Linked DNA regions of Homo sapiens: region 2 is linked to region 1. The links are chromatin loops, found by intact Hi-C in ENCODE. Cell type or tissue: K562. All regions are shown on one strand. Links, peaks and the distances in the headings refer to the core of each region. The heading gives the core; the rest is flanking DNA.

Region 1 (16,239 bases), core at 4,031-12,030:
AAAACTTTTTTATCACCCCACATAGAAACTCCGTACCCACTAAACAATAATGCCCACTCCCCTTGTCGCCCAGCCCTGGTAACTTATAATCTACTTTCTGTCTCCATGGATTTACCTATTCTAGACATTTCATACAAATGGAGTCACAGGCTATGTGGCCTTTTTTTTTTTTTTTTTCCCAGTTAGATGGGGGTCTCACTCTGTTGCCCAGGCTGGAGTGCCGTGGCCCAATCTCGGCTCACTGTAACCTCCACCTCCCAGGCTCAAGTGATTCTCCCATCTCAGCCTCCTGAGTAGCTGGGACTATAGTCACATGACTCCTCTAAATGAACTCCTGGCTAACTTTTGTATTTTTTGTAGAGGCAGGATTTCGTCATGTTGCCTAGGCTGGCCTCAAACTCCTGGACTCAAGTGATCTGCCCATCTTGGCCTCGTAAAGTGCTGGGATTACGGCTGTGAGCCACCATTCCTGGCCTTATTTTGTGTCCAGCTTCTCTCACTCAGCGCCACGTTTCCAAGGCTCACCTACGTTCTAGCCTGGATCCGAGCTTCATTCCGTTTTATGGCTGCGTAGTATTCCACTGCATGGGTGGAGCACGTTTTCTTTATCCAGTCATCGGTAATGGACATGCGGGCTGTTGCACAGAAGGATCCTTTTTATTTTCTCCCTAGCTTTGCTGAGGCATCATTGACAAATAGAAATTACATCTATTTAAGGTTACATGATATTTTGATATCCATTATGTGTTGTGAAGTGATTACCACAACCAAGCTAACAACACATCCAACACCTCACCTAGACACCTTTCTGGTGTGTGTGGTGAGAACACTTGAGTCTAATTCCTCAGCAAGTTTCAAGAAAACAGTATGCTATAATAATTATTATTATTTTGAGACGGAGTCTCGCTCTGTCACCCATGCTGGAGTGCAGTGGCGCAATCTTGGCTCACTGCAACTTCTCCCTCCCAGTTCAAGCAATTCTCGTGCCTCAGCCTCCTAAGTGGCCGGGGCTACGGGTGGGCACCACCGTGCCTGGTTAATTTTTGTATTTTTAGTAGAGATGGAGTCTCATGTTGCCCAGGCTGGTCTCAAACTCTTGAGCTCAAGCAATCTGCCTGCCTCGGCCTCCCAAAGTGCTGCGATTATAGGTATGAGCCGCCACACCTGGCCTGCTATTATTAATTATAGTCACCATGCTGTACCTTAGGTCTCTGGAACTTTTTTCTTTTAGAGATGAGGTCTTGCTCTGTTGCCCAGGCTGGAGTGCAGTGGCACCATCAAAGCTCACTGTAGCCTCGAACTCCTGGGCTCAAGAGATCCTCCCACCTCAGCCTTCCGTGTAGCTGGAATTACAGGTGTGTGCCACCATGCTTGGCTGATTTTAAATTTTTTTGTGGAGACAGGGTCTTGCTATGTTGTTCAGGCTGGCCTTGCACTCCTGGCGTCAAGCGATGCTCCCGCCTTGGCCTCCCAAAGTGCTGGGATTACAGGCACAAGCCATTCTGCCTGGTTAAAACGTGTTTATCTGAAAGCTGAAAGCTTGTACCCTTTGACCTACATCCCCCGCCTTCCCCTGTGCCCTCACCACCATAACCACTGCTCTACTCTGCTTCTACGAGTTCAATTCTTTTTTAGATTCCACAGATAAGTGAGGTCATGCACTATTTGTCTTTCTGTGTCTGGCTTATTTCACTTAGCATAATGTCCTCCAGGTTCATCCATTCCAGAGGGGTGTTTTAAAAGACAATCTTGGCCGGGCGCAGTGGCTCACGCCTGTAATCCCAGCACTTTGGGAGGCCGAGGAGGGCAGATCACCTGAGGTCAGGAGTTCAAGACCAGCCTGGCCAACATGGTGAAACCCCATCTCTATTAAAAATACAAAAATTAGCCAGGTGTGATGGCGGGGACCTGTAATCTCAGCTACTCGGGAGGCTGAGGTAGGAGAATTGCTTGAACCTGGGAGGCAGAGGTTGCGGTGAGCCAAGATCACGCCACCGACTCTAGCCTGGCCGACAGAGCAAGACTCCGTCTCAAAACAAAAACAAAAACAAAAGACAATGTTGAGTGGTGGGTCTTCTGCTTTAACCCCTCCAACACCTCTGACTCCCGCCTTGTCTCCCTCCAGCCATGCGGGTTCCCACCCTCCAGCCTCAGCCTGTCCCCATCTGTGTCCCTCAGACTCAGAGGTGTCCTCCCCAGAGACGCAGACATGGGCCTCTGCCACCCTGTATTACAGTGCCCTGCAGTCACCGCCTGCCTGTGCATCCCTTGCCATGCTGTGACCTCTTGTGTCTCTGTTTTCTTCTTGGTAAAACGGGGATACCTCAGAGGGCAGCTGTGCAACAGGACAAATTCACACACGAGACACTCGGGATGCTCCTGGCACACAGACAGGGTGAAGCATCCCTTGTCCCCATTGTCACCTTCTCTATTAGCTCGGGCTGCCATAACAAAGTGCCATAGACTGCGCGGCTTACACAGCAGAAATTTACTTCCTCCTAGTTCTGGAGGCCAGAAGGCCAAGATCAAGGTGCCAGCGAATTCAGTTTCTGTGGAAATTCTCTTCCGCCTTCTCACTATATCCTCACAGGGCCTCTTCTCTAGACATGCATAAAGGGAGACAGATCCCTGCTGTCTCTCTCTTTTTTTTTTTTTTTCTGAGACAAGGTCTGGCTCTCTTGCTCAGGCTGGAGTGCAGTGGCACAATCCCGGCTCATTGCAGTCTCAACCTCCCAGGCTCATGGGATCCTCCCGCCTCAGCCTCCTGAGTAGCTGGGGCTACAGGTGCGTGCTCCTGTGCCCAGCTACTTTTTCGATTTTTTTTGTAGAGATGGGGTCTCGCTATGTCGCCCAGGCTGGTCTTGAGCTCCTGGCCTCAAGCGATCTTCCTGCCTTGGCCTCCCAAAGTGCTGGGATTACAGGCATGAGCCACAAGCGCCGGCCTCTCTCTTCTTATTGGGATACCAGTCCTCTGAGAGTAGGGGGCCCCACCCTTAAGATCTCATTTAACCTTAACTACCTCCCTCAAGGGCCTACCTCCAAATACACTCACGCTGGGAGTCAGGGCTTCAACCTCTGCATTTGGGAGGGAGGTGGGAAGATACAATTTAGTCCATAACCTCATCCATCCCATCCCTGCTCCATACTTTTACTTGACCACTCCTAGAGTTCCTTTATTTTATTTTATTTATTTATTTATTTTTTGAGACGGAGTTTCACTCTGTCGCTCAGGCTGGAGTGCAGTGGCGCGATCTCGGCTCACTGCAACCTCCACCTCCCAGGTTCAAGCAATTCTCCTGCCTCAGCCTCCTGAGTAGCTAGGATTACAGTCACACGCCACCACGCCTGCCTAATTTTTGTATTTTTAGTAGAGATGACGTTTTGCCATGTTGGTCAGGCTGGTCTTGAACTCCCAACCTCAGGTGATCCACCTGCCTTGGTCTCCCAAAGTGTTGGGATTACAGGCGTGAGCCACTGCTCCCGGCCTTTTCTTTGTTTTGTTTTGAGACGGAGTCTTGCTCTGTCGCCCAGGCTGGAATGCATTGGCGTGATCTTGGCTCACTGCAACCTCCGCCTCAAGTGATTCAAGAACCTCGAGTGATTCTCCTGCCTCAGCCTCCTGAGTAGCTGAGATTACAGTCACAGGCCACCACACCTGGCTAATTTTCGTATTTTTAGTAGAGACGGGGTTTCGCCATATTGGTCAGGCTGCTCTCGAACTCCCAACCTCAGATGATCCACGCGCCTCGGCCTCCCAAAGTGCTGAGATTACAGGCGTGAGCCACCGTGCCCAGCCTTCTAGATTTTCTTTCTACTCCCAGAAGAATGGAAACTCCTGAGGCTGGAACTTGGTTTCCCCGACTCCTGTCTCCTGGTTCCCTGAACACACAGTGGGTCCCCAAGCAAAAACTTACTGAAGACAGGGGAGTGACTAAGGACGGCAGTGAGGATAGCTGGAGATGGGGCGTCTGCCCTGTGACCTGGGGGACCACGCCTGACCCCCACAGGCAGGGTGCCATTGCCTTAGGGGTACAGACAGAGTTCCCCAGGAGCACGACGCCCTCTCCCCAGAGTGGCTCCCCTAGGAAGCTCCAGACACCCCCAGGAACCAGCCTCAGCTTGGCAGGTGGTGGGTGTCCCCCGGGAGACCCAGGCCTGACCATCCCTGAGGCCTCTGGAGGGGGAGGATTGAAATATGGCCCCCCGCCCCCACCGCCAAAAAAAAAAAAAAAAAAAAAACTCAGGCTGGGCACAGTGCACAGTGGCTCACACCTACAACCCCAGTACTTTGGGAGGCCAAGGTGGGAGGATCACTTGAGCCCTGGAGTTTGAGACCAGCCTGAGCAACATAGTGAGACCCCATCTCCACAAAAAACACAAAAATTAGCCGAGCACGGTGGCACGTGCCTATAGTCCCAGCTACTGGGAAGGCTGAAGGGGGAGGGTTGCTTGAGCCCAGGAGGTTGAGGCTGCAGTGAGCTCTGATTGCACCATTGCATTCTAGCCTGGGCAAGAGAGTGGGACCCCATGTCAAAAATACAAAAGATATGTTGAAGTCCCAACTCCTGATAACTCAAATGTGACTGTGTTGGGAACATCTGGAGTCCTTACAGAGATAATCAAGTTAAAATGAGGTCATTAGTGTGGGTCCTAATCCAACAACTGACGCCCTTATACAAAGGAGAAACCTGGACACAGACATGCACAGAAGACCATGTGACCATGAAGGCAGAGATCAGAGTGATGCTTCTAGAAGCCAGGGAAGATTGCCAGTTAATGACCAAAAGAAGCCAGGAGACAGGCCTGCAACGGATTCTGCCTGAAGGCTCCCAGAAGGAACCAACCCTGACAACACCTTGATCTTGGACTTCCAACCTCCAGAGCTGGGAGGCGACACAATTCTGTTGTTGGCTGCAGTGGCTCACGCCTGTAATCCCAGCACTTTGGGAGGCCAAGGCGGGAGAATTGCTTGAGCCCAGGAGTTTGAGACCAGCCTGGGCAACACAGTGAGACCCCAGCTCTACAAACAAATATAAAAAAGTAGCTGGGCATGATGGGATGCACCTGTAGTCCCAGCTGCTCGGGAGGCTGAGGCTGCAGTGACCTGTGATCGCACCAGTACACTTCAGCCTGGGCAATAGAGCAAGACCTCATCTCTGAAACATAAACAAAAAAACCAATAAAGTCTCTGTTGCTAAAGCTGTCCCGTCTGTGGTAATTTGTTGTGGGAGCCTAGGAAATTCATATAGGGAGTCAGGACACAAAGAGAGTGAGGAGGGAGGCAGAGATGGGGGCAAGGGCCTGAGCCACAGAACTTTAAAGAAACCATTTACAGGAAACAGCAAACGACAGGGTGAGCATCTAGCTGGGCTCTCCAGCAAGGAACCACCTGAGATGCCTGGGACAGTGACGGACAGCTCCAAGTGCCAGCCCGAGCAGCTTCCACGTGTAACTCATGTAATCCTAATAACCATTTAGGAAGGAGAGATGCTTGTACCCACAGTTTACAGAGGAGGAAAGTGAGGTCCTGTCATTGAAGAGATATACCCAGGGACACTCAACTGGTAAGGGGGCTTGAACCCAGGGAGGGCTGGCTCCCCAGGTTGGGCTTGGTGAGCTGTGGGGGGATCCTGGGGGGCCAGAAGAGCCCCCACCCCCGGGCCCACACTGTATTTGAGTGTCTATGCAACCTCAGAGCTGGTCACGCCTGGACGTTCTACACCTGGGAAGCCAGGTGAGCCCACACCTGTGTCCGTCCCCACCTTGCACCTCAGTAGTCTCTGGTCACCTTATTTGTCTTTCTTTTTTCTTTCCTTCTTTCTTCTCTTTTTTTTTTTTTTCCTTTGAGACAGCAGGATCTTGCTGTGTCGCCCAGGCTGGAGTGCAATGGTGCACTCTCAGCTCACTGCAGCCTCATCCTCCCAGGCTCAAGTGATCCTCCCAGCTCAGCCTCCCGAGTAGCTGGGACTACAGGCACACAAAACCATGCCCGGCTAATTTTTGTGTTTTTTGTAGAGATGAGGTTTCACCATGTTGCCCAGGCTGGTCTTGAATTCCTGGGCTCAAGCGATCCTCCCGCCTCAGCCTCCCAAAGTGCTGGGATTACAGGTGTACCCAGGAATCCATTGCACCCAGCCATAGGCGACCCTATCTCACCCATGGGAAACGGGGCTGCACACCTGCCTGTATGTTCGCATCTAAGCCCTGCGTCTGTCTCAAGTCAAGGGTCGGTGCGGCAGGGTGGGCCACTGAGGCCCAGACTCTGTCCTCGGGTGCCCTGTGATGGGGATGGGGAGAGCAACAGGAGGAGAAGCGGCTGCTGGGGGAGAGGGGGCGCCTCTAGCCTGCCCTAGCCTGCAGTTGCCATGGCAACCCTCTGCGTGCTCGAGTGGGTGGGAGTCTGAGTGCCTTGGGTGGGGGGTGGGGGAACCAAGGTGGGGATCTGGGATCTGGGCCCCCTTCATGGTCTCCTCCCTTCCTGGCAGCAGCCGGCCCCTCCACACACAGCCCTCTGGCTGCATCTCCTGCCTCCTGCCCACTCCCCAAACCCAGCCGCCCATGAGCCCGCCTCCTTCAGGAAGCCCTCAGGCATCCGGCAGGTCCATAAGGAAGCCGCAGGCCCTGGGGTGACTATGAAGGATCAGCTGAGAGTTGAAGCCCCTGAATTTCAATCTGCTGTGTAGCTTCAGAGCAAGCACTTGGCCTCTCTGAACCTATTTCCCCATTGCTGCTCAGGGACTAACAGACCTACCTCGCAGAGACAGAGCACGTGCCCAGAGAGGGCCCAGGTACATGATCCTCGGGCAGGGCAGGGTTCTCACAGCATCTCCAGTCCCTGCCCCATCCTCCAGCTCAGTGGATGGCAGCCCAGTCCCTCCAGGGGCTCAGGAACCGGACAGTCATCCTGGATCCCTCTCCCCTCACATCACATCCAGCCCCGTCAGGTCCTGTGGCTACTCCTTCAGAGTCCACTCACCTCTCGCCACTCCTCAGCTTCTCTGGTCCAGCCCCATCATCTCCTGGCTGGACCCCACTTCCCCACCTCACTGTCTACACCTCGTCTCCCTATCTATCTGCCACCCCTGTCCCATCCAATCTCTACCTCGAGGCGAGAACAATCTTTGCAAAATGAAACTGTCTACAGTATGTTTCCCCCAGGGCCACCAGAGGGCGCGTGTGAGCATCTAAGTCAGCCGCTTCCCTCCTCTGCTCAGAACCCTCCGTGGCTCCCACCTCACTCGACCAAAAGCCAAAGTCTGTATCATACAAAGGCTCTGCACTGGGCCGGATGTGGCGGCGCACACCTGTAATCCCAGCACTTCAGGAGGCTGAAGAGGGCTGATTGCTTGGGCTCAGAAGTTCCAGACCAGCCTGGGGAACATAGTGAAACCTTGTCTCTGCCAAAAATACAAAAAGTTAGCCAGGCATAGTGGCACACGCCTGTGATCCCAGCTCCTCGGGAGGCTTAGGTGGGAGGATCTCTTGAGCCCGGGTGGTGGAGGTTGCAGTGAGCTGAGATTATGCCACTGCACTCTAGCTTGGGCAACAGAGCAAGACCCCATCTCAAAAACAAAAAACAAACAAGCCCTGTACAATGTGAAACACCAGGCACTGTTCTGCCTTAGGGCCTCTTCACGGGCTGTTTCTCTCTTCCCCAGATCCCCTCACAGCTCCTCCTGCATCTTCCTTTTGGTCTTTCCTCAAACATCACTAGTTCAGCAAGGTCCTGCTGGCCCCCACACTCCTACACCATGTCCTGACTTGATTTCTCCATACCTATCACCAGCACGCCATGCATTTTATTTGCTTATGAACTCTCTGCTACTAGATGCTGGCTCTGCAGGGTGGGGTTTGCATACTACACTCAGCACAGCGCCTGGCACAAGCAGGAAGCTGAAATATAATTGTTCAACGAAGAACCTTTTAAAGGTCACCCTGGAGCTGGGCACAGTGGCTCATGCCTGTAATCCTAGCACTTTGGGAGACCAATGCAGAATTGCTTGTGTCCAGGAGTTTGAGACCAGCCTGGGCAACACAGTGAGATCCTGTCTCTACAAAAATTTAAAAATTAGCCAGGCATGGTGGCACACACCTGTGGTCCTGGCTACTCGGGAGGCTGAGGCAGCAGGGTCATTCAAGCCCAAAAAGTCAAGGCTGCAGTGAGCTATGATCATGCCACTGCACTCCAGCCTGGGTGACAAAACAAGACTCCGTCTCTAAATAAAATAAAATAAAGGTCACCCCGGCCACCAAGCAGCACTGGACTGCAGAGGGGTAGGGGTCGTTCAAAAAATTCCCTGCCCCCGCCCCCAACACCTTCTCCCTCATCTCCCCATCTATCTGCCACCCCGTCCCATCCAGTCTCTACCCTGAGGTCAGAACGATCTTTGCAAAATGGAAATCCAATTACACCCCTCCCTGCCTACAACCCTCCATGGCTCCCTATTGCCTGTGATGCTCTAACATGGCATCTCAGGCCCTGCTGTCCTGCCACCTTCCCATCACTTCTACTCAGCGTCTGTCTCTCTCTCACACACAGTTCCTTATTCTGCTCTCCCTCCAAAGGGCTCTGCCCAGAGGACAGCATTCGTATCTCTCATATCCACTCTCACAGCACACAGGGTCTCTGTGTTTTGCTCCCCTAACTGGACTTGGGCTCAGCTGTTAAATGTCTGTCTTCCCCACCATCGAGGGACTCTGACGGGAAAGTACCATTGTGGGTTGGGCTGGCTCTTGTTGCATACCCAACCCTGGGCAAGGAGTGGATGCTTATTCATTTGTTTAATGAATGAAGATGAAATAGACCCAAAAAGCAGATCATCTATTCAGTGGATGTTTACCGAGTTCCCAACTGGTCACAAGTGCAATGGAGGAAGGTGTGCTTGACAGGGGGTATACATGTAGGTGCAACTGTAGACAGGGTGGCCAGGAAATGCCTCCCCTAAAAAGTGACATTTCGGCAGAGGTCTTGAGGAGGTGAGCCATCTAGGTACCTGTGCAAAGAGCATTCTGGGCAGAGGAAACAGCACGTGCAAAGGTCCTGGGGTAGGAATGTGCTGAGATGTGGCTGGGGCCCTGCAAGCAAGGGGAAGAGTGGAAGGAGGTGAGGGCGGCTGGGGAGGGGGGTCACAGAGGCCATACAGGGCCTTGTGGACCTCAGGGAGGACTTTGGCTTTCTAGAGAGGTGGGAGCCATCGGGAATCCTGAACAGAGGGATGGGATCTGGCTCGGGTGTTCACAGGTGTCCTCTGGCCGCAGAGGTGGAGATCAGACTGTGTGTGGGGAGGGTTGCTGGGAGTGGAGGGTACTCTCTACCCCACCTGTCCCTTGCCTTTTGTCCACAGGGCTGTCAAAGCCAGAAACCTGAAGCTTCCACCAAGCACTGGCTGCTTCTGGCCCCCACCTTGCTGGTTGCCTCCTGGCCTCCCTTCTGGCCTCCTGGCCTCCCTTCCTGCCAACTATGGCTCTCTCCCACGTAGCAGCTAGAGGGAGCTCATGCTAAACATTCTCACCCTGCCATCTGGATCCTGACGCAAACCCCCTACCTCTACCCCCACCCCTGCCACAGGCCCTGGCAGCCCCACAGTCACAAGTCCAGCCAGCAGCCTCCAGCTTCTCTCCACATGCAGTTGTGAAACATTTCTCCTTCCTCCCCTTTGAGCCACCATCTTCTGTCTGACCTCAGGGCAGCCCCTCTCTCTCACAGATGCTCCTTCCCCTCCACCATACCCCTCCTCCCCCTCCAGGTTGCAGCTGGGAAGCCCCCTCCTCCGGGAAGCCTTCCCTGACTTGCAACTCTGTTGCGCTCACCATCATGGCACGTCCACACCACAGTGGCCTGTGGTCTGTTTCCACTCCAAAGTGTTCACTGTCCAGCCCCAACCTTTGCACTCTGAGCTCAGCAGAGCAGAGCTGAAAAGAGTTCTAGAAGCTAGGGCCCGAGCAGAGGGCACAGAGGCGGGATCCCCCTGCCTCATCAGATGCTGGCAGGTAAGGGGCAGGGTAAGACCAGGAGACAGGGGCATGGTGCCTAGCAGGGCAGGAGAGAAGAGGCCTCCGGCATAGCGCCCTTAAGTTGCAGGTTCAAATCCAGGCTGTGCGCCGTCATGTCAGCACGACAGGACACCCACGTCACTCCTCTCAATTCTGTCTCTCCACGGGGGAGCTGGGGAACGAGAGCCTCCCAGGGTGGCTGTGGGGGTTAGAAATAATTTTCGGCAATTCCACACATCTTTTTTGGAGCATCTTCTATGTGCCAGACACTGAGGGGCTGGGTACAAAAAAGTCGATTCTATAGCGTACCAGTGTTGTGAAAGAAGATAAAGCCAGGAAAAGTGGCTATGAGTGTGTGTGGGTTTGGGAGTGTGTGTGTTTTTTTTTTTAATCGTATTTTTAGAGACAGGGTCTTACTCTGTTGCCCAGGTTGGAGTGCAGTGGTGGGATCATAGCTCACCACAGCCTCTGAGCTCAAGGGATCCTCCTGCCTCAGCCTCCCAAGTAGCTGGGACCACAGGGCGTGTGCCACCGTGCCCAGCTAATTTTTAATTTTTTTGTAGAAATGGGGGCCTCGTTATGTTTCCCAGGCTGGTCTCAAACTCAAGCGATCCTCCCGCCTCATCCTCCCAAAGTGCTGGGATTACAGGCACGAGCTACTGTGCCCGGCTGTTGCAATTTTATTTTATTTTATTTATTTATTTGAGACAGAGTCTTGCTCTGTCATCCAGGCTGGAGTGCAATGGCGTGATCTTGGCTCACTGCAACCTCTGCCTCCCAGGTTCAAGCGATTCTCCTGACTCAGACTCCTGATTAGCTGGGACTACAGGCACTCACCACCACACCCAGCTAATTTTTGTATTTTTAGTAGAGACAGGGTTTCACCATGTTGGTCAGGCTGGTCTCGATCTCCTGATCTCAGGTGATCCACCCACCTCGGCCTTCCAAAGTGCTGGGATTACAGGCATGAGCCACTGTGCCCGGCTGTTGCAATTTTCAACAGGATGATCAGGAAAGGCCATCTCCCCTGGAGAAGATGACATTTCAGCAAACCCCTGTGAATTTGAGAGAGGAGCACGCAGGTGTTCAGTTCAGGAGAGTTAGAAGAGCATCCTGGGCAGGGTCACAGCCCGTGCAAAGGCCCTGGGGCTGGACCGTGCCTATATGTTTGAATAACGGTGGCAGCTGCATCGAGGAAGCGGGTTGTGAGCTGGTGAGGAGAGTGGGAGGAGGTGAGAGCAGGGAGGTGCCGGGAACAGACTGTGCAGGACTCGCCTTGTACTTTAAACACACAACTGCTCCCCAAATGGGGCCGCCCCTCTGCCCAGCCTTCACTCCCAGAAGCCACTAGGGGGCGTTCTGGGGCAGGGTCGGCCAACCATGGTCAGGCCCCCGCCTGCCTTTGTACAGCTGGTGAGCTAAGAATGGTGTTTACATTTTTAAAGGACTGAAGAGAAGAAGAGAAAAGAGAACAGGCCACAGAACCCGTCTGCGGCCCGCAAAGCTTGCAGGATTTACCATCGGGCTTTCTACAGAAAAGTCAGCCAACCTCTACTCTATTTTATTTACGTATATATTTTTTTGAGACAGGGTCTTGCTCTGTTGCCCAGGCTGGAATGCAGTGGCGCGATCACAGCTCACTGCAGCCTTGACCTCCCAGCTCAAGTGATCCTCCTGCCTCAGCCTCCCGGGTAGCTGGGACGACAGGCGTGCGGCACCATGCCCAACTAATTTTTAAATTTTGTATTCTGTAAAGAAGGGGGTCTCGCTTTGTCGCCCAGGCTGGTCTTGAACTCCTGGACTCAAGTGATCCTCCTGCCTCAGCCTCCCAAAGTGCTGGGATTACAGGCGTGGGCCACTTTTTCCCACTGGCAACCTCTACTCTACAGCCATCACTGCCAACCCAGGACAATTCTGCCCCTGATCCCAGTATGTTTAGCAATGTCTGGAGACTTTCTGAGGTGTTACGACTGTGGGGCTGGAGGTGTCACTGACATCCATCGGGAAGAGGCTAGGGTGGCCTCTGAGCATCCTATAGTACAGAGGACAGCCTCCCACAGAGAATGATGCAGTGCCGAAGTCAGGAGTAATGGAAATCGTCTAGGAAATCCTGTCTGGGAAAGCCAGCCCCGGACCCCTCACCTCCTCAAGGGATAAGAAGGAGAATCCATCTGGCTTCCTGACCTGATCATTTGTGACCTGCAGGGTATTTTTAGCCTCTGAGGGAGGGGCACTGGCTATTCTGAGTTTTTTTGTTTTTTTTTTTTGGCGGGGTGGGGGGGGGCAAGGTTATTTTTGGCCTGGGCATCTATTTATTGAATTTTTATCTCCCCCCAAATTTTGGAACAGGAGACAGTGAAGGCAGGGGCATTTTTTTTTTTTTTTAAGAGTCAGGATCCTGCTTCGTCGCCCAGGCTGGAGTGCACTTGTGCAATCATAGCTCACTGCAGCCTCAAACCTCTGGGCTCAAGCCATCCTCCCACCTCAGCCTCCTGAGCAGCTGAGACTACAGGTACATATTCACGATGCCCAACTATTAAAAAAAAAATTTTAGAAACGAGTCTTGCTATGTTGCCCAGGCTGATCTCAAATTCTTGTCCTCAAGCAATCCTCCCACCTCGGCTTCCCAACATTCTGGGTTTACAGGTGTGAGTCACCACACCTGGGTCAGGTAAGACTTCTTGAACGCACACTGTGGGCCAGTGATGACTGTTGACACCTGGGATTCCCAAAGCAAAGCAAATCACAACATCCTCGCGCGCTTGGATCCTCCTCACAGACACAGACAGTAAACAAACAAGCGCAGAACATCAGGAAATTACAGACTATGTGAAAAGCCGTCCGCTGTACTGAACATCAGGAGGGGTGTGGGAAGCTGAGACTTTGCAGAAGGTGCCTGGGAGTAAACGTTACTGGGGAGGTGATATTTCAAGAGGGTGGGGGAGAAAAAGCCTCGAAAATATCTGGGGAAGGGTCCTCCGTGGCAGAACAGCCAGTGCAAACGCCCCGGGGTAGGATCACACTTAGCACACTGGACGAGCAACGAGGAGGGAGGAGATGGCCCAGAAAGACCATGAAGGGCCAGACCCCAGGACAGTCCAAGCCTGTGGGCTACTGCAGTCAGAGTTTGGGGCTACCCTCGAAAAGAAGACACACATGCCTTCTCCCCAACTCACATGACAGGAGAGTTTTGCTTTTTTGTTTTGGGTTTTTTTTTTTTATTGAGAATGAGTCTCGCTCTGTCGCCCACGCTGGAGTGCAGTGGCACAATCTCGGCTCGCTGCAACCTCCGCCTCCTGGATTCAAGCAATCCTCCCGCCTCAGCCTCCCTGGTAGCTGGGACTACAGGTGCACACCACCACGCCTGGCTAATTTCTGTACTTGTAGTAGAGATGGGGTTTCACCATGTTGGCCAGGCTGGTCTCGAGCCCCTGACCTCAGGTGATCCACCCGCCTCAGCCTCCCAAAGTGCTGGGATTACAGGTATGAGCCACCACGCCCAGCTGATAGGAGAGCTTTGATGGAAACCCCATATGTGTTGCTAGAGTGTGAGCTCCATGAGGACAGGACATGGCCACCACCCCCCATGGCGCCCCCTGCATGGTGCTGGGTGGGGAGGCAAGTGTGTGCAGATTGCATGACAAGGTGCACCCAGCCTTGCTCCAAGAAGTCCTGAGCACACAACTGCAGGTGCACAAAAGATGCAGACAGCCCCATGTGTGCACACAGACAGCTACTCCTTCTTGCAGCCCTGCCTCCCCCAGCATGACCACCCCCTCTGCAAAACACAAACACCAGCACAGGAGGGACCTTTATGAACACCGGATGAGTCTGATGGTCACGTGGCCACATGCACCCTTGGCTAGATCACCATCCAGGCCACACAGGCAGAGGACACCTATGCACAGGTGCAGACAGACAGACAGACATCTGGATTCTGGGGACACCGGGACCCCCTCCATGTTTCTACTTGGCCTCCCACCTCACTCCAGGACCCGTCTCTCCCCTTCCATCAGGGTGCCCAATAGCAACCACTTTGCCCCAAACCCAGCCTGGGAGGAGCTGTCTGTCTTGCCACGGCACCTTCAGGGTCACTGGGGTCAGGGTTTCAGACCCAGGGAACCCCCGCCTCAGGAGCCCCTCCCCCTGCCTCCCCACAGAGGGGCTGGAGGAGGGGAAGTGTCTGGCATCTGGAAATCAGATCCGTGAGAGGAACCCACACAGAAACGAGAGCCTTGTGTGTCCTTGGCCACATGTCTCGCCAGGGAGAAAGGAGGGGGTGGAGGGCAAAGACGATGCTCTGGCGGGGATGGCAGTGCTCCCACTCCTCCCGTTCCTCTTGAGGGGCACCCACTGCCACCCTCCCCACCGAGATGCCTGCGCTGGGGCTGAAGCAACACATGCTCTGCCACCAGCCTGGCAGGGTAGGGAGGACGCAGACGCCCCGAGATGCAAGCGTCACACAGCCTCACATGCAGGTGGAGAGGCCACCCGCCAGGAGCCCAAACTGCTGGATGCAAACACACTCCCGTGCAGCTGAGGCGCCTGTAGGCTCCTCCCCAACGTGCCCACAGGGTCCTCCAAGGCCCCCCAGGAGAAAGGGCTCCCCTGGGCAGGCTGGGAATAGAAGCTGGGCTTCGAGTCCCCCCCTTCCACCCCCTCCCTGCAGGCTCCACAGCCCAGGTGTGCTGGTCCCCAGCTCCCCATCCTCCCCAAGCCTGGGCGCCAGCTACACCCCCAAGAGCAGGAATCAGCGTGGGTGATCACGGGGTACGCAAGCGCCCAGAAGTGGGGATTGAGATGGGCGCCCCTTGGAGAGAAAGAGGGCCTGCAGGGGTGTCCCAGAGCAGATGCCACACACACATGGGGTGGACCGAGCGGGGCCATGAGGGAGGTCACCAAGCTGGGTAGGAAGATGGTGGCAAGACCAGCAGGAGGGCCGGGACCCACATGTGAGCGCACACGTATGTCGCACACGTATGTGGCTCCGTGCACGGGTGCGATCGCTGCCAGCCATGGAATTAGTTCCCTTTTCCGAATTCCAGATGATTTTTCATCTCTGTAATTAATGGGCAAGTCAGTTCTGAACGGCATGGCAGACAAATTGCTAGTTAGGAAAATCACGGATAATTTTCTCGATATGATAATGAAGGTTGTAATCCTTCTCTTATTCTCCCTGTTTTCATCCTACTTTTAAGTAATAAATTTGGCATTAGTGGGAGGGGAGCAGGGAGGAAGGAGAAGTCACCTGCCCCCCAAAGCTGGGGCCTGACAGGGACCCACGCAGAGTCCCCTGCCGGGGGCAGACAGGAGAAGAGAATGAGGGGTGTGGACCCTCCGTGGGGTTGATCAATTCAGGGGGCCAGGCCCTGGAGAGCAGGTGGAGGGCACGGAGCTTTCAGGCTGTGAGCCAGGGTGAAGGAGTGGGGTCTGGGGTCAGGTTAGACTCATGCCAGCCCTTGGGGTGTTGGAGAGAGAAGCAGAAACCAATGGTCTGTCCCCAAACAGCATGGAGGTCAACGGCCCGGAATAGACATTCACCCTCAGGTGTGCCCCACTGGATCCGACCTCCTCTAAGCAGTGACTCCCTACCAGGATAAGGGAGCCGGGCAAGCAGAGAGGGGAAGAGAGAAAGACAGAGAGAGATAGAGAAAGACAGAGAGAGTGAGAGAGAGAGAGAGAGAGAGAGAGAGACAGACAGAGAGAGAGAGAGCGCGCGAGCCAGCCATCTTGGCAGCCATTTTGAACCCCTCCCCCTCCTGCCCCCAGGCACACATGTTGGGAAGTGGGATGTGGGAAGACAGACCCCAGCTCTGAGTCCGGTGGAAGCCAGGCGGAAGGGGGGGCCCTGCCTGGAACTGGGATACAGAAACACCCACGCAGCTGGCATGGCTGGGGGTGGATGGGGGTTGGAACAGGAAGAAAGGGTCCAGGCAGGTACAGTGAGGTGTTGGCCAGGGATGGGGCAGTGTGAGGACCCGGACTGGAAGTGTAGAGACAGGGGTGTGTGTAGCCAGCGGCTGTCTTCAGATGGGGGCCAGGGGTGCACTGGAGAGATACCTGGGAGGGCATTTTCTGGACACGGCTGGAGCAAACACAGCATCCCCCCACCCCACCACTTCAGGCCTGGACTCGGGTCCCAGGACCGTCAGATGGGAGGATGACAACCAAACCCTCGCAGCTCAATCCAATGCGCACCTGGGGTGGGGGTGGGGAGCTGTCCTCAAAGCACGAATAATCCGAGTG
Region 2 (11,014 bases), core at 1-8,000, 290 kb after region 1:
GTGTGCACCTGTAATCCCAGCTACTTGGGAGGCTGAGGCACAAGAATAGCTTGAACTGGAGAGGTGGAGGTTGCGGTGACCCAAGATCGCACCACTGCACTCTAGCCTGGGTGACAGACTAAGGCTCCGTCTATAAATAAAATAAAATAAAATAAAAAGCTCACACCTGTAATCCCAGCACTGTGGGAGGCTGAGACGGGAGGATCACTTGAGGTCAGGAGTTCGAGATGCCTGACCAACATGTCGAAATCCCATCCCTACCAAAAACACAAAAAAATTAGCCAGGCATGGTGGCGCATGTCTGTAATCTCAGTGATTCAAGAGGGTGAGGCATAAGAATTGCTTGAACCCAGGAGGCAGAGGTTGCAGTGAGCCAAGATCACACCACTGCACTCCACCCTGGGCAAAAGAGCAAGACTCTGTCTCAATAATAATAATAATAATAATAATAATAATAATAATAATAATAATAATAATACCAGCTAGGATTATTGCTTTGTGACCTTCCTTGTGTGTTTCATTTGTTGTTGTGACAGGGTCTTGCTCTGTCACTTAGACTGGAGTGCAGTGGTATAATTAAAGCTCACTGCAGCCTTGATCTCCCAGGCTCAAGGGATCCTCACACCTCAGTCTCTCAAATAGCTGGGCCCATAGGCACATGCCATGAAGCTCAGCTAACCTTTATTTTATTTTTTTGAGATGGAGTCTCACTCTGTCCCCTAGGCTGGATTGCAACGGTGTGATCTTGACTCACTGCAACCTCTGCCTCTCAGGTTCAAGTGATTCTTGAAGAAGAGACCCTGACTCTTTTTTTTTTTTTTTTTTTGAGACTGAGTCTCACTCCGTTGCCCAGGCTGGAGTGCAGTGGTGCAATCTCAGCTCACTCACTGCAATCTCTTGCCTCCCGGGTACAAGCGATTCTCTTGTCTCAGCCTCCCAAGAAGCTGGGATTACATGTCTGTGCCACCACACCGGGGTAATTTCTACATTTTTGGTAGAGATGGGGTTTCACCAAGTTGGCCAGGCTGGTCTTGAACTCCTGACCTCAAGTGATCCGCCCACCTCAGCCTCCCAAAGCGCTGGGATTAAAAGCGTGAACCACTGTGCCTAATGCTCAGCTGACGTTTTAAAACTTTTTGCAGGCCGGGTGCGGTGGCTCATGCCTGTAATCCCAGCACTTTGGGAGGCTGAGGCGGGTGGATCACGAGGTCAGGAATTCAAGACCAGCCTGGCCAACATAGTGAAACCCTGTCTCTACCAAAAAAACACAAAAATTAGCCGGGTGTGGTGGCATGTGCCTGTAGTCTTAGCTACTCAGGAGGCTGAGGCAGGAGAATTGCCTGAAACCTGGGAGGCGGAGGTTGCAGTGAGCTGAGACCGTGCCATTGCCTGGGTGACAGAATGACACTCCATCTCAAAAACAGAAAACAAAAAACAAAAAACAAAAAACACTTTTTGCAGAGATGAGGGGTCTCAATATGTTGCCCAGAGTGATCTCAAACTCCTAGACTCAAGCAATCCTCCTGCCTCGGCCTCTCAAAAGTGCTGGGAGTACAGGAATGAGCCATAGTGCCCGCCTGTAATCCCAGCACTTTGGGAGGCTGAGGTGGGCAGATCACCTGAGGTCACGAGTTGGAGATCAGCCTGGCCAACATGGTGAGACCCCGTCTCTACTAAAAATACAAAAATTAGCTGGCCGTGGTGGCGGGCGTCTGTAATCCCAGCTACTCGAGAGGTTGAGACGAGAGAATCGCTTGAACCTGGGAGGCAGAGATTGCAGTGAGCTGAGATTGCACCACTGCACTCCAGCCTGGGCAACAGAGCAAGACTCAGTCTCAAAAAAAAATAATAAAAATAAATAAATAAAAGAGTCAGGGTCTCTTATTGCTCTGTCCCCAGGCTGGAGTGCAGTGGGGTGATCACGATAATGGCTCACTGCAGCTTTAACCTCCTGGGCTCAAGCCATCCTCCATTCTCAGCCTCCCAAGTGGCTAGAACTACAGGCATGTACCATCACACCCGACTATTTTTTTTTTAAATTTTATTGTAGGCCTGGTGCGATGGCTCACATCTGTAATCCCAGCACTTTGGGAGGCTGTGAGCAGAACACTTGAGGTCAGGAGTTCGAGACCAGCCTGGCCAACATGGTGAAACCACATCTCTACTAAAAGTACAAAACTTAGCTGGGCATGGTGGCAGACGCCTGTAGTACCAGCTACTGGGTAGGCTGAGGCAGGAGAATTGCTTGAACCCAGGAGACGAAGGTTGGCAGTGAGCAGAGATCGTGCCAATGCACTCACTCCAGCCTGGGTGACAGAGATAGACTCCGTCTCAAAAAATAAATAAATAAATAAATAAACAAATATATATATATATATATAGAGAGAGAGAGAGAGAGAGAGAGAGAGAGAGAGAGAGACAGAGAGAGGGAGAGAGAGAGAAAGGAGTTCTTTTTTTTCTTTTTTTGAGACAGAGTCTCACTATGTCACCCAGGCTGGAGTACAGTGGCGCGATCTCGGCTCACTGCAAGCTCCACCTCCAGGGTTCACGCCATTCTCCTGTCTCAGGCTCCGGAGTAGCTGGGACTACAAGTGCCCGCCACCATGCCCAGCTAATTTTTTGTATTTTTAGTAGAGACGAGGTTTCACCACGTTAGCAAGGATGGTCTCGATCTCCTGACTTCATGATCCGCCTGCCTCGGCCTCCCAAAGTGCTGGGATTACAGGCGTGAGCCACTGCGCCTGGCAAGGAGGTGATCTTTCTCTGTTGCCCAGGCTGGTCTGGAACTCCTGGCTTCAAGGAGCTTTTGGCCTCCCAAAGCTCTGGCATGACAGGTATGGGCCACCGTGCCCGGCCTGTGACCTTCCTTAACCCTCACACCACACTGTAACACAGGGATCACGTTATGCTACAATTATGCCCATTGAACAGATGAGAAAATGGAGGCTGAAAGCGACTACGCTTCTATTTTCCTCTCAGCCACAGTCACTAACACTGTGTGCAAAAAATTTCTGACTCTCCCCCTTTGGACCAAACAGGTGGATGGCACTTCCTGGCCTCCTTGTGACTGGGCAGATAAATGATTATTTCTGGCAAATAGGTTGTGAGAGGAAGTGGCACATGACATTTCTGGGCTGAGGCATTTAAGTGCTGGAGCCTCCAGAGATCTATCTTTCCCAGGCAGGGTGATGAGCCACATTTGATATGGTGGCGACTCTATGAGGCCGGGCCCTGAATGACTACGGTGAATGGTGCCCCCTGCTGAGCCGCAATGGAAGTGTAGCAGGAAGAAAAAGCAAATCTTTGCTGAATTCAGCCACTAAGACTTTTGGGGTTGTTTTCTACACCACATACATTTTTTTTCTGTTTCTTTCTTGCTTTCTTTCTTTCTTTTTTTTTTTTTTTTTGAGACAGAGTCTTGCTCTGTCACCCAAGCAGCAGTGCAGTGGTGCGATCTCAGCTCACTGCAACCTCCGCCTCCTGGGTTCAAGCGATTCACCTGCCTCAACCTCCCAAGTAGCTGTGACTACAGAAGACTCCTGACCTCAAGTGATCCACCCGCCTCAGCCTCTTGAAGTGCTGGGATTACAGGCATGAGCCACCGCGCCCGGCCCGCTTCTTTATTTCTCTCTTTCTCCATTCTCCCCTCCCTTCAAACAATTTTTTTTTTCTTTTTAGTACTTACTGTATTCTGTGCACCATTTTAGATACTGTCTTCAATAAAAAAAGCAAGATCCCTGACTAGGGCCACCATGTTCAGTTACACAAGTTGTGTACTGTGCAAAATTACTAGACCAAGGTGGCAAGTAGGACTGAAATTCGGTCTGTGCACTGCCTGCCAAGCTATATTTCTTGGTGTGGTGTCTGCCAGGAGGAAGAGATGCCTTTCTTTTTTTCTTTTTTTTCTTTCTTTCTTTTTTTTTTTTTGAGACAGAGTCTGTTCTGTGTTGCCCAGGCTGGAGTGCAGTGGTGCAATCTTGGCTCACTGCAAGCTCCGCCTCCCAGGTTCCAGCAATTCTCCTGCCTCAGCCTCCCAGGTAGCTGGGACTACAGGTGCACGCCACCATGCCCGGCTAATTTTTTTTGTGTTTTTAGTAGAGACGGAGTTTCACTACGTTGGCCAGGCTGGTCTCGAACTCCTGACCTCGTGATTCGCTCGCCTCAGCCTCCCAAAGTGCTGGGATTACAGGCATGAGTCACTGCACCCGGCCGAAGAGATGTCTTTCTAATTCACTCACAGATGCTATATAGGCTAGCTGGGGCTCTGCACATGACCTCCAGAAGTGGACAGTCCGGAAGAGGAAATGCACAGGGAGCAGGGAAATGTGTAAATGTCTAATATAAATTTTTTCCTTTATTTTCCTTTTTTTTTTTGACAGAGTCTTGCTGTGTTGCCAAGGCTGAGGTGCAGTGGTGCAATCAGAGCTCACTGCACCCTTGCCCTCCTGGGCTCAAGTGATCCTCCCGCCCCAGCCTCTTGAGTAGCTGGGACCACAGGTGCTTGCCACCATGCCCTGCTAATTTTTTTATTTTTATTTTTTAGAGACAGGGTCTTGCTATGTTGTCCCGGCTGGTCTCAAACTCCTGGGCTCAAGTAATCCTCCTGCCATGGACTCCTAACGAGCTGGGATTATAGGCATGAGCCACTGTGCCCAGCCTCATATAATTTTTAATAGTGATATGGAGACAAAGCAAGACAAGTTCTATAGACAAGATCAGTGAGGGCGTCTCTGAGCACGTGAAGCTGAACTTGAGACCTGAACCACAGGAGGAAGCATTCATGCAATGATTTGGGGCAAGAACGTCCCAAGTAGAGAGAACAGCCAGTAGAAAGGCCCTGAGCTGGGGCTGGGCATGGTGGCTCAAGCCTGTAATCCCAGCACTTTGGGAGGTTGAGGTTGACGGATCACATGAGGTCAGCAGTTTGAGACCAGCCTGGCCTACATGGCAAAACCCCATCTCTACTAAAAATACAATACACAGGTGGGCGTGGTGGTGCACACCTGTGATCCCAGCTACTCGGGAAGCTGAGGTGGGAGAATCACTTGAATGCAGGAGGCGGAGGTTGCAGTGAGCCGAGATCACACCACTGCACTCCAGCCTGGGTGACAAACCGAGACTCCATCTCAAAAAAACAAAGAAAAGCCCTAGCCAGGCGCGGTGGCTCATGCCTGTAATCCCAGCACTTTGGAAGGCCAAGGCAGGCGGATCATGAGGTCAGGAGTTTGAGGCCAGCCTGACCAACATGGTGAAACCCCGTCTCTACTAAAAATACAAAAATTAGCCAGGTATGGTGGTGCATGCAAACCTCATCTCTACTAAAAACACAAAAATTAGCTGGGCGTAGTGGTGCATGCTTGTAATCCCAGCTACTCCTGAGGCTGAGGTTGCAGTGAGCTGAGATCACGCCATTGCACTCCAGCCTGGGCGACAGAGCGAGACTCGGTCTAAACAAAAAAAAAAAAAAGAAAGAAAAGCCAAGCCCTGAACTGGGCATGCAATTGGCATGTTTGAGGAACAGTGAGGAGGCCTGGGGGGTTGGAACAGTGAGTGAAGGGGGGATAGTGAGAACATGAGGGCAGGGAGGTAACAGGTTGCTATGTTTTCCTGATTTTTTTTTTTTAATGGGGTCTCACTCTGTCGTCCAGGCTGCAGTGGAGTGATGTGATCACAGCTCACTACAGCCTCAAATTCCTGGGCTCAAGCAATCCTCCTGTCTCAACCTCCTGAATAGCTGAGACTACAGGTGTTCACAGCCATGCCCAGCTAATTTTTATTTTTTGTAGAGACGGGTCTCACTACGTTGCCCAGATTGGTCCTGAACTCCTGGGCTCAAGCAATCCTCCCGCCTTGGCCTTCCAAAGTGCTGGGATTATAGGCATGAGCTACCACACCCAGCCTGCTATGGTTTGGATAAGGTTTGCCCCATTGAAACTCATGCTCGAACAATCGATTGGCTAACGAGGTCGATGACGCCAGGCACAAGATGCTGGGCCTACCGCGGTAGCGTGAGGGAAGCCGTGCGTTCTGTTCCAAGGCATCTGTGAGCCCATGGAGTATACACCATGAGCAAAGCTCACCCTCCTGAGTTGAAAAAATTTACGGACAAGAAGTTTTCATTGAAATTAAATGGTGGCAGACATGTCCAAGGAATATTGCGGGGATTTGATCCCTTTATGAACCTTGTGATAGATGAATGTGTGGAGATGGCGACTAGTGGACAACAGAAAAATATTGGAATGGTGGAAATACGAGGAAATAGTATCATCATGTTAGAAGCCTTGGAATGAGTATAAATAATGGCTGTTCAGCAGAGAAACCCATGTCCTCTCTCCATAGGGCCTGTTTTACTATGATGTAAAAATTAGGTCATGTACATTTTCATATTAGACTTTTTGTTAAATAAACTTTTGTAATAGTCAAAAATGTTTTTTCAGATGTTCTGAATATACAATATTAGCTCTCATTCCAATTTTTTCTAACATGAATTTTCCTGGTTGACATTGATTTCAAAGGGTTTTATGTATTAAAGTGACAGAATCTTATTAAATGTGAAACATGGCAAGGAGAAAAAAAAAAAAAAAGAAACTCATGCTAAAATTTGATCCCCAAAGTGGTGGTGCGGTGTTGGGAGGTGGGGCCTAGTGGGAGGTGTCTGTGTTATGGGGCCAGATCTCTCCTGAATGGCTTGAAGTAGCTCTGGAAGCAATGAGTGCTTGCTCTCAAGAGCCCGGATTAGTTCTCCAGAACTTACAGTAGTTGGCCAGGTGCAGTGGCTCACACCTGTAATCCCTGCACTTTGGGAGGCCGAGGCGGGCGGATCACGAGGTCAGCAGTTCAAGACCAGCCTGGCCAACATGGTGAAACCCCGTCTCTACTAAAATTACAAAAAATTAGGCCAGGCACGGTGGTGGGCACCTGTAATCCCAGCTACTGGGGAGGCTGAGGCAGGAGAATTGCTTGAACCTGGGAGGTGGAGGTTGCGGTGAATCAAGACCGTGCCATTGCACTCCAGCCTGGGCAACAGAGAGAGACTCAGTCTCAAAAAGAAAAAAAAGAAAATACATTAGTTAGGCCAGGAACGGTGGTTCACGCCTGTAATCCCAGCACTTTGGGAGGCAGAGGCAGGCGGATCACCTGAGGTCGAGAGTTCGAGACTGGCCTGACCAACATGGAGAAACCCCATCTCTACTAAAAATACAAAATTAGCTGGGTGTAGTGGCACATGCCTGTAATCCCAGCTACTAGGGAGGCTGAGGCAGGAGAATCGCTTGAACCTGGGAGGCAGAGGTTGAGGTGAGCTGAGACAGTGCCATTGCACTCCAGCCTGGGCAATAAGAGCGAAATTCTGTCTCAAAAAGAAAAAAAAGGCCAGGTGTGGTGGCTCACGCCTGTAATCCCAGCACTTTGGGAGTCCAAGGCGGGTGGATCACGAGGTCAGGAGATCGAGACCATCCTGGCTAACACAGTGAAACCCCGTCTCTACTAAAAATACAAAAAAAATTAGCTGGGCGTGGTGGCACACACCTGTAGTCCCAGCTACTCGGGAGGCTGAGGCAGGAGAATGGCGTGAACTCGGGAGGCGGAGCTTGCAGTGAGCCGAGATCATGCCACTGCACTCTAGCCTGGGTGACAGAGCGAGACTCCATCTCAAAAAAAAAAAAAAAGAAAGAAAGAAAGAAAGAAAATACATTAGTTAGGCCGGGTGCAGGGACGGTGGCTCCCGCCTGTAATCCCAACACTTTGGGAGGCCGAGGCGGGTGGATCACCTGAGGTCAGGAGTTTGAGACCAGCCTGGCCAACATGGTGTGAGCCAAAGAAGGCTGGTGTGAGCCACTGCGCTCAGCCTATATTTTCTTATGTAAAAGGGACTTCCTGGTGCCTCCTATCCAATGGTCTCTTCCAGGGGGCCATGCTGGATTCAGCTTGGCCGCATCCAATCTTTTTTTTTTTTGAGATGAACTCTCACTCTGTCACCCAGGCTGGAGTGCAATGGCGCGATCTCGGCTCACTGCAACCTCCACCTCCCAGGTTCAAGCGATTCTCCTGCCTCAGCCTCCTGAGTAGCTGGGATTACAGGTGCGTGCCACCACACCTGGCTAATTTTTGTATTTTTAGTAGAGATGGGGTTTCTCCATGTTGACCAGGCTGGTCTGGAACTCCTGACCTCAGGTGATTCGCCCACCTTGGCCTCCCAGAGTGCTGGGATTAGAGGTGTGAGCCACTGCACCCAGCCTGCACCTAGTCTCATGTATCCATTTGTTCATGCATCCATTCGTCTGTCCCCTAACACACCCTCTCATCTCACCTGGTCCATCTCCATGATCACTTACCTAAACTAGTGTGGTTGCCTCCTGTGGGTTTCCCAGCTTCCACCCTCACCCCCTACGACTTCTTGTCCAGACAGCAGCCAGAATGGTCCTGTAAAACATAAGTCATGTCGCATTTGTCTCTGCTCTGACCCCTCCCCGGGCTCTGACCTCGCTGGAAAGAAAAATCAGTGTCGGCCGGGTGTGGTGGCTCTCGCCTGTAATCCTAACACTCCGGGAGGCCGAGGTGGGCATGAGCCACCACGCCCAGCCATATATTTTCAAAATTAGCCAGGCGTGGTGGCGGGCGCCTGCAGTCCCAGCTACTCGGAAGGCTGAGGCAGGAGAATGGCATGAACCCGGGAGGTGGAGTTTGCAGTGAGCCAAGATCGTGCCACTGCACTCCAGCCTGGGTGACAGAGTGAGGCTCCATCTCAAAAAAAAGAAAAAAGAAAAGACCCCTCATCATCCCTCCAATTCCGCCAGCTCTACGCACTGGGAGGCAGGAAACTAAAAACATGAATCTGGAACCTGGCTTCATCTCTTAATAGCTGTGTGACTTTGGGCAAGGGTCTTAACCTCTCTGAGCTCCAAGGAAATCATGCATGTGCTTGGAACAGTCCTGGCACACAATAAGGGTTGCATAAATATTGGTGACAATTACTGCTACTGCCATCTTTTGTTTTTTTTTTTGAGACGGAGTCTCGCTCTGTTGCCCAGGCTGGAGTGCAGTGGCACGATCTCAGCTCACTGCAAGCTCTGCTTCCCGGGTTCACGCCATTCTCCTGCCTCAGCCTCCCGAGTAGCTGGGACTACAGGTGCCCGCCACCATGCCCAGCTAATTGTTTGTATTTTTAGTAGAGACGCTGTTTCATCATGTTAGCCAGGATGGTCTCGATCCCCTGACCTCGTGATCCACCTGCCTCGGCCTCCCAAAGTGCTGGGATTATAGGCGTGAGCCACTGCACCCGGCCTTGCTACTGCCATCTGTACCAAGATTCAAGCTTCCTCCTTTTCCCAAGATCCCTACATCCTGACCACCAATTCCCAGCCTCCTTACTCTCTCTCTCTGCCCACCCCACTGCCCTGGTTCATGCCAGCTTCCGTGTCCCCACCCGTGAGGAGGCATTAACAGCAGTGAGGAAAGTGAGTGAGTAATGAATCTGCCTGCCACGGCCATAAGAGGCTTCGTGGCCTGGGTTCAAATCCCACCCCTGCCACTTACCAGCTGTGTGGCTGGGGGGCAAGTCACTTCACATCACAGGGCCTCAGTTTCTTCATCTGAAAAATGGGTGGAATTCCTGTCACTCTCAAGGTGGTTGTGGAAATCCAAAGAGATTACCCACGTATCCCATCTACACTCTGCCTCAGACTCCATTTAAGGACGCTGTTGTCATTACTATGGGTGTCTCCTCCTCTGCCCTGCCCTGCCCAGGAATATCCCAACCCTCTCTGCCTGCCAATACCTACTCCAGGCCCACTCCTCCATGAAGCCTCCCAGGCTTGCCCCAGCATGCTGGAACTGCCCCTGTGGTACAGATGGCTCAGGCCCATGAACTTAATTGCATGCTGCCCTGGCAGAACTCTTGTCTTCCAGCTTCAGGCTGTCATTTAACTTCATGTCTCTATTTTAAAACGTAAACCAGATGGCATCACTGCCCTGCCTGAAACTTTACAACAGTTTCCCACCTTCTGGAAGAAAAACTGCAATCTCCTTACTGTGACCCACAAACCCCTGCAGAATCGCTGCTCTGGGTTCATCTTCTGCTCCAACCATGTGATTCCAAACTTGGTCCAGCCTAAAGACCTTGGCCTTGCCCATCTCTCTCTCTTTTTTTTTTTTCGAGATGGAGTCTTGCTCTGTCACCCAGGTTGGAGTGCAGTGGCGCCATCTCAGCTCACTGCAACCTCCACCTCCTGGGTTCAAACGATTCTTCTGCCCTAGCCTCCTGAGTAGCTGGGATTACAGGCACGCACCACCACATCCGGCTAATTTTTGTATTTTTATTTTGTATTTGTTTATTTTTATTTATTTATTTATTTTTGAGACGGAGTTTCATTCTTGTTGCCCAGGTTGGAGTGCAATGGCGCGATCTTGGCTCACCGCAACCTCTGCCTACCGGGTTCAAGCGATTCTCTCCTGCCTCAGCCTCCCATGTAGCTGTGATTACAGGCATGTGCCACCACGCCCAGCTTATTTTATATTTTTAGTAGAGACAGGGTTTCTCCATGTTGGTCAGGCTGGTCTTGAACTCCTGACCTCAGGTGATCTGCCTGCCTCGGCCTCCCAAAGTGCTGGGATTACAGGCATAAGCCACCACGCCTGGCCTATTTTTATTTTTTTTTGAGATGGAGTCTCGCTCTGTAGCCCAGGCTGGAGTGCAGTGGCACGATCTCAGCTCACTGCAACCTCCGCCTCCCGGGTTCAAGCGATTCTCCTGCCTCAGCCTCCTGAGTAGCTGGGCTTACAGGCGTGCGCCACCACACCCAGCTAATTTTCATATTTTTAGGAGAGAGGGGGTTTCACCATGTTGATCAGGCTGGTCTCAAACTCCTGACCTCTTGACCCACCTGTCTCAGCCTCCCAAAGTGCTGGGATTACAGGGGTGAGCCATGCCCCTAGCCAATTTTTGTATTTTTAGTAGAGACAGGGTTTCCCCATGTTGGCCAGGCTGGTCTCAAACTCCTGACCTCAAGCAACCCAC

The links. A loop is a pair of places that touch in the nucleus more often than their neighbours do. Peaks named below come from ENCODE experiments on the same cell type or tissue, not always from the same donor. Only the 100,000 strongest peaks of a DNase experiment are listed, where the experiment ranks them.
Region 2: it touches region 1 in a loop (5-fold over the local background); 16 of 110 quality-filtered maps call a loop at or near these places.

Annotation. Positions count from the first base shown.
Region 1 is chr19:14,189,055-14,205,293 of GRCh38, forward strand. The region is part of intron 1 of ADGRL1 (adhesion G protein-coupled receptor L1); the gene reads right to left. Among named protein-coding and RNA genes, the nearest start is that of ADGRL1, 9.0 kb to the right of the region's middle. In K562, for the core only: CTCF peaks have their summits at 7,167 (motif pointing right), 9,486 and 11,351 (motif pointing right); DNase peaks (open chromatin) are centred at 7,157 and 11,341.
Region 2 is chr19:14,483,323-14,494,336 of GRCh38, forward strand. GIPC1 (GIPC PDZ domain containing family member 1) reads right to left here. Exons shown (of 9, transcript NM_005716.4): 2 at 9,535-9,590; 3 at 8,334-8,421. It also overlaps the pseudogene SNRPGP15. Among named protein-coding and RNA genes, the nearest start is that of GIPC1, 7.3 kb to the right of the region's middle. In K562, for the core only: a CTCF peak has its summit at 3,257 (motif pointing left); a DNase peak (open chromatin) is centred at 3,209.